Regions from separate parts of the Homo sapiens genome. Here region 1 is linked to region 2. Evidence: chromatin contacts called from ENCODE Hi-C data. All regions are on one chromosome and are shown on one strand. Each heading gives the region's core, a stretch centred on a gene start or an enhancer-like site at or near the end of the contact. The rest is flanking DNA. Distances are from core to core; before and after follow the strand shown. Region 1 overlaps LOC124900317 (a long non-coding RNA gene). Region 2 holds the start of CRACR2A (calcium release activated channel regulator 2A).

The links. A loop is a pair of places that touch in the nucleus more often than their neighbours do. Pooled maps may share reads with other maps.
Region 1: a pooled map shows a loop between it and region 2 (5-fold over the local background). The contact joins the enhancer-like site here to the promoter of CRACR2A in region 2. A Hi-C loop is called at or near these places in 3 of 37 single-sample maps with no recorded cell type and 5 of 50 pooled maps.

What each region holds. Positions count from the first base shown.
Region 1 is chr12:4,105,203-4,108,250 of GRCh38, reverse strand. LOC124900317 (a long non-coding RNA gene) reads left to right here. Exons shown (of 4, transcript XR_007063173.1): 4 at 1-3,048. Among named protein-coding and RNA genes, the nearest start is that of LINC03141, 95 kb to the right of the region's middle. RefSeq lists enhancers at 427-486, 574-868. Within about 2 kb of position 1,415, at least 3 of the 41 ENCODE cell types and tissues checked have a DNase peak (open chromatin) inside an H3K27ac peak, as active enhancers do.
Region 2 is chr12:3,751,856-3,754,633 of GRCh38, reverse strand. CRACR2A (calcium release activated channel regulator 2A) reads left to right here and starts at 1,525. Exons shown (of 20, transcript NM_001144958.2): 1 at 1,525-1,619. RefSeq lists a silencer at 1,291-1,790.

The DNA.
Region 1 (3,048 bases), core at 166-2,665, 350 kb before region 2:
CTTCTATTTACTTTTTCTGTTGTTGTTGAGACCAGGTCTTGCTCTGTTGTCCAGGCTGGAGTGCAGTGGCACAATTATAGCTCACTGCAGCCTCAATCTCCTGGGTTCAAGTGATCCTCCTGCCTCAGCCTCCCGAGTAGCTTGGGACCACAGGCACATGCCACCACACCCAGCTAATTTATTTTCTTTTTGTAGAGACAGGGTCTTGCTATGTTACCCGGGCTGGTCTGGAGCTCCTGGGCTCAAGCGATCCTCCTGCCTTGGCCTCCCAAAGTGTTGGGATTACAGGTGTGAGCCACTGTGTCTGGGCACCTTCTTTTTTTTTTTTTTTTTCTTTTAAAGAAGGCTATTAAGTGTCCAGTGCCTGGAAAGTTCCTTTCTTTCCTGAATTAATATACCAAATTAGTTCCTGCTAAAGTGTTAATGACTAACCCCAGTTTCACTTCTTGTCAGCAATCTGCCCTCCTCCATAAAGGGTTGAATAAATAGGACTTTTAGACATAAGTGACCGAGTCTGTGAGGGAGTAAATTTTGAGCAGGGGGAGCTCTCACGCAGGGCTCTCCAATTTACACTGCGGAGGTAGCTTCCTTTTCCACCTCTGCAATAAGCCAACCAACCCTACAAATATCTGGTAGAAAGAAGGGCTGTTCCAGTGAAGAGTCAATTAGTATGAAGACCGCCATCTACTGGCAGATGATATCTACTGGCCCCATTGGTGCGCTAGATAAGTTTTGTCATTGCAGGGGGTTTCCCGATTGGGTTGCTTGAATGCTGAGAACCAGTCCTCTCCCCCATTCCTTTTGCCTAATTTCCCTTTTACATTATTGCTTTGTTACTTTGATTCCTCAACATATACAGTATTTCACAGAGCCTTTATGCTACAGGGGATCTTTGGAGGGTATAACTGTTGTGTGTCATTAACACTTTAGTATAAATTAACTCAATTGACTACCACTAGTCCAGAAGTTGAGAAATTCCAGTTTGTCCCCTTTTTTCTCCCTTTCTTCCTCTCTTTCTCCTATCACTGAATATAGAAGTCAGGCTCAAAAACACATCTTAGCTCTGGAGAGGAAAGGACTTCAGGACATTTTCATTTACCAGAAGACAGCTGTGGAAGTTTTAAAACGGTATCAGCACACTGGCCTTCCTTACTCCATCAAATCTCATGTGTGCCCTTCTCGGAGTCTCTAAAACAAATGCAACTCCAGGAAGTCTCCCTAGTCTCTGAGATCCCGTATTTCCAGTTCCTTCACCCCTCTAGCTGTCTGCCCCATCTTTTTTAACAAGAAGCGTAAATATCTCCACTGTATTCTTATGCACATTTCATGTGTGGTGCGTCTGTTTCATGTGTGGTCTGTCTGGCCTCTTGTCATGGGCTGTTTACTTCCTGGAGGCACTTTGGTTTTTCTTTCTCAGTATTTCACCATTGCACTAAGTCTAAGTTGTGGCACTGATCACGGTATGTGCTGCCTGCACATTGTGAGATGTTCCGTGGTCAGGGTTCGAGCAGTGGGGAAATGGTGGCTCGGAAGGTCTTGGTGAAGCTCATAACATGTTCTATGTCTCTACACACCTATTTATAGGTGTGGTTTGCAAGGAGGGGGTATTAGAACCACCGTTTACAACCTGGAGTGTGAGTGTCCCTGAAGAGACAGGAAGACTTCCCAGGGGGTATTTGGGCATGAATTGTTTCAAGGCACTCCATTTCCAGATGCTGAATGCCGTATCTGCCCTTCCCTGAACTGATCTAGCAGACAGTGCACCTGCAGCTGGGGGGTCGGGCTGGTTCTCTGGTCCTGCCTGCCCTTTCTCAATAGCGCTTTTCCCACTTTACAAAAGGAAAAAATTCTGTTAACTCTCTCTCATCCCAAATCTTACTTACTATGGTGCATTAGGCCAAGTGTACAAACTTCCATGGCATCCAAAAAAGGACAACTGAAAATATTAATGAAGGCAACATAAATCTCTAAGGTTTTGTGTCTCTCTCTGTCTTATACATACGTCTGTGACGGGCAAAGCATGGAATTAGACACAGGGCAAGATAGGTTGTGTGGTAAGGCAAAAATATGATACCAATATTTGTCTAATGAGTCCCCTCATCCTTCCCCCAAGGATTATCAAAGAACATATTGCCATCATGCAAATCTCATGAAAATAAAATAAGGTTAGTGAAGGTAGGAAGTATTGAGGGTGGTGGCACATTATTTCATCCCGGTGATAAATTCATGGTACAGCTTCATGCTCTATCAATATCTATCTATCTATCTGTCTGTCTGTCTATCTATCTATCATCTATCTATCTATCTAATCTAGTATGTCTACTATCTTAGAATTAGAATGCAGAATGTTTGTCTTGGGGACATATATTAACTCATTGATTTGGCTTGAAAAATGAAAACTGGACGAGCACGGTGACTTATGCCTGTAATCCCAGCATTTTGGGGGGCCGAGGCGGGCAGATCATGAGGTCAAGAGATGAAGACCATCCTGGCCAACATGGTGAAACCCTGTCTCTACTAAAAATACAAAAATTAGCTGGATGTGATTGCTTATGCCTGTAGTCCCAGCTACTCAGGAGGTTGAGGCAGAAGACTCACTTGAACCTGGGAGGCAGAGGTTGCAGTGAGCCGAGATAGTGCCATTGCACTCCAGCCTGGCAACAGAGAGAGACTCCGTCTCAAAAAAAAAGAAAAGAAAAAAAAAATGAAAACTAAGTGTTTTGGTGGGGGACAAAGAATAAGTCTACTCTGGGTGATTAATTTTATGACCCACTTCAACAATTACCTTAAAGTGCCATAAACTGAATGTGCTAAATTTTCAGCTCTTAAAATTTCCACAATAAAAATAAAGTATATGATAATATAAAATCAATGTACAAAAAAGTTTTGGTAAACTTATATTGAAATGAAAGATATTTCAATTTCTCCAACCCTTTTTAAGTATATCAAATTAGAAGGTGTCTTTATGAGAAAGAATAACAAGCATAATTAACAATCATTTAATAAGTCTTGATAAAGTATTTTAGGTGATTTCCCAGAAAAAGAGGA
Region 2 (2,778 bases), core at 276-2,775:
ACTGATGGAGAAAGTTCCAGTAACTTGCCAAGGACGTAGCTGGCAAGTTGGAGCACTGAGATTCAAACCCAGGGCTTTGGCCTCCAGAGTCTGTGCACTAACCACTGTAATACCTCTGAGACTGTAAGGGGCAAATGAATGACAACGCATTGATTTAGAAGTGAAAGGCGATCTAAACGTGCAAGTATTAACACTATTAAAAACAACAATAACAATGGTAGGTACCTCCGATGCCTCTGACCTTATCTCTCTGGTCACAGTTTTCTGCTCTGTAAAATGGGTGGGCAGGCTTTACACTGGATAATCTCTGAGGCCCCTTCCACTTCTCAGATTCTGATAATGAAATGTCCTTCTTTCCTCACATAAGGCTGAGAGAAGGTCAAGCCACCAGCTTGCAGACCTTGGGAGTTGACACAGGGAAGCATACCCAGGACAGAGCCAGAAAAGCCAAGGCACGCAGTAGGGACACACCAGAGGGCAGGCCTCAGAGCCCCTGACAGCCTTCTGAAACTCTGGCAGGGTGGAGGGAGGTTGTGGGCTAGTGGCTGGCTGGGCTGCAAGGAGAAGAAAGGACTCCACAGAGTAATTTATAACAGCTGCTCAGTAAGTGCTAATTTGTTTCTCTCCACCTTGGAATAGGACTTAGCGCGTGTGAGAGGGGGATGCTACTACATAAACCAGTACCAGAAAGATGGGCTTGCCAGGAAAGAACTGGGGCACTCTGCAGGGGCAGTGTCTGGGGAAGGGTTCTCCAAAAAGGTGACATTTCAGAGGGGCCTGGATGGATGAGTAGGATTTCAACAGGCAGAGATGAAAGGGGAGGGTGTTCCAGGCAAAAAGAAGAACTCCCAGCAGCCATGAAGAACAGCTGGTGTTTGGCAACAGCTAGTGTGTCCAGAGCGAAAGTGTTGTGTGTGTGTGAGGGAGAGAGGGTGAGGCTGGAAAATTAGGTTGTGGCCGGAGAGGGCAGGGTGGGCCTTGCCTTGTGCGCTAAGCTGAGGGGTTATCCTGCAGCCGGAGCACCTCGGGAGGCCTTTGAAGATTTACTCAGTGCTTTATTAACAAATACGTATTGGGTTTTTGGTGTTTTGTTTTGTTTTTAACGATTCATGCCCACAGTAGAATATATAGAAGAGTCAGAAAAGTATAAAGAATAAGGATCCCCTTTAGTTTCTGCTCCCAGAGGTAACAGCCGGAGTGACGCCGGGCTGCTGCCGGGTTTTCGGGGGTGCACTCCCAGACACCACCTCTCCAGTGAGCCAGCGAGGGCCGGACTGATGCCCCACCTTGGGAGCCTGAATCGGGGCAAGGGGCCTAGGGAGCAGCGGGACCCCGGAAGCCCGACCAGTCAGGCCGGCTAAGTCGGCAGCCGCCCCGCCCTCGCCACCCAGCCTCCCTGGCGGCCTCAGGTCGCGCCTGCAGGCCCGGACCCCACCGCTTGGCGCGCGCACGTCCCGGAGGGCGTCCAGGGGGCGCCGCTTCCCGTTCAGCTCCGCTGAGGGGCTGGTCCAGCCCGCGCGGCTCGGAGCGGAAAGAGTCGGGCGGAGCAGGCGGCTGCTTGACAGCTGAGAGCCGAGCGGGCGGCGCGGGCAGGTCCACGGGAAGCCTACACGCCCAAGGTAACGTGGAGGAAGGTTGAGGGTGGGCGGCCGGGGCGGCCGGGGGGCGGCGCTTCCTGCCTGCTCCTCCGGCTGCGAAGTGTGAGCGCGTGTCTGCCGCACATGGAACTCGCAGAGGGCCTGGATGGAGGCTGTGTGCCCTTGGGGGGGAACAGCTGGCTCCCCTGCCACCCCCAGGCCTGGCCTGGCCCTTGCTCCCCTCCCTGTCACTCGGTAACGGGACTGGAGGAGAGCCGAGAAGCACTAGGGTTTTGGTCAGGAAAGGACCTTAGGAACCCTCCAGCCTCATCCAGCCTCTTCATTTCACAGATGAGGAAACTGAGGCTCAGAATGGTAAAGTGACTTGCCCAAGGTCTCAAGTCTAAGAACCAAAACTCCTACCTTGCAGGTCAGTGCTACTAGGAGCCCTGGCCACGCAGGCAGCATCCACAACTGTTGCCATGCCGAGAAACAAAGAACCGAGACAGACAGTCAGAAAGACACAGAGAGAGAACCTCCCAGAGCAAAGGAAGGAGGTCAGGAAGTGGGCGGCTGCTGGGGCTTGGCTTCCGCCCTGGCCCCCGCGTGTGCTGGCCTGGCTGTGTGGCTCAGAGGCGTTGTGCTGACTCTGTCCGTGTGTGTGTGTGTCCGTGTGTGTGTGTGTCTGTGTGTGTGTGTCCGTGTGTGTGTGTGTGTGTCCGTGTGTGTGCGAGTGTGTGTCTGTGCACCCATGCATGCACGGGATGCAGCGAATGTACCCTGCCACGTGGGAAAGCCCTCTGAGTTCATTTATCTGTTTACACAGTGTGCTTAGGAACCTGCCCTGTTTGGCTCTGTGGAGGACACCAGGAGTCTCAAAGGAATTCGTTCTGTGTGACTCAAGAGGACAGAAAGAGCCAATCCGTGGGAGTCCCCAGGGTGGTCAGAGGGTCAGGAGGAAGAACCTAACTCATGAGGTGATGGGTTCCTTGTCTCTGGAAGAAAGCAGCATGTACCGAAGAGTCTTTTTATCAAGGATGTGGGCATAGGGATATGAAATCAGAGCAGTTTGCTCCACGTGGAATCAGCATTTTTGTTGAAGGGTCCAGAGTTCATGCCCCTTTTCAGGTGAAATGAATATGTACAACCTCATGGTTTAGTATTTGCCCATAAGAGCTACTTCATGCGCAGTTTTTAAGTG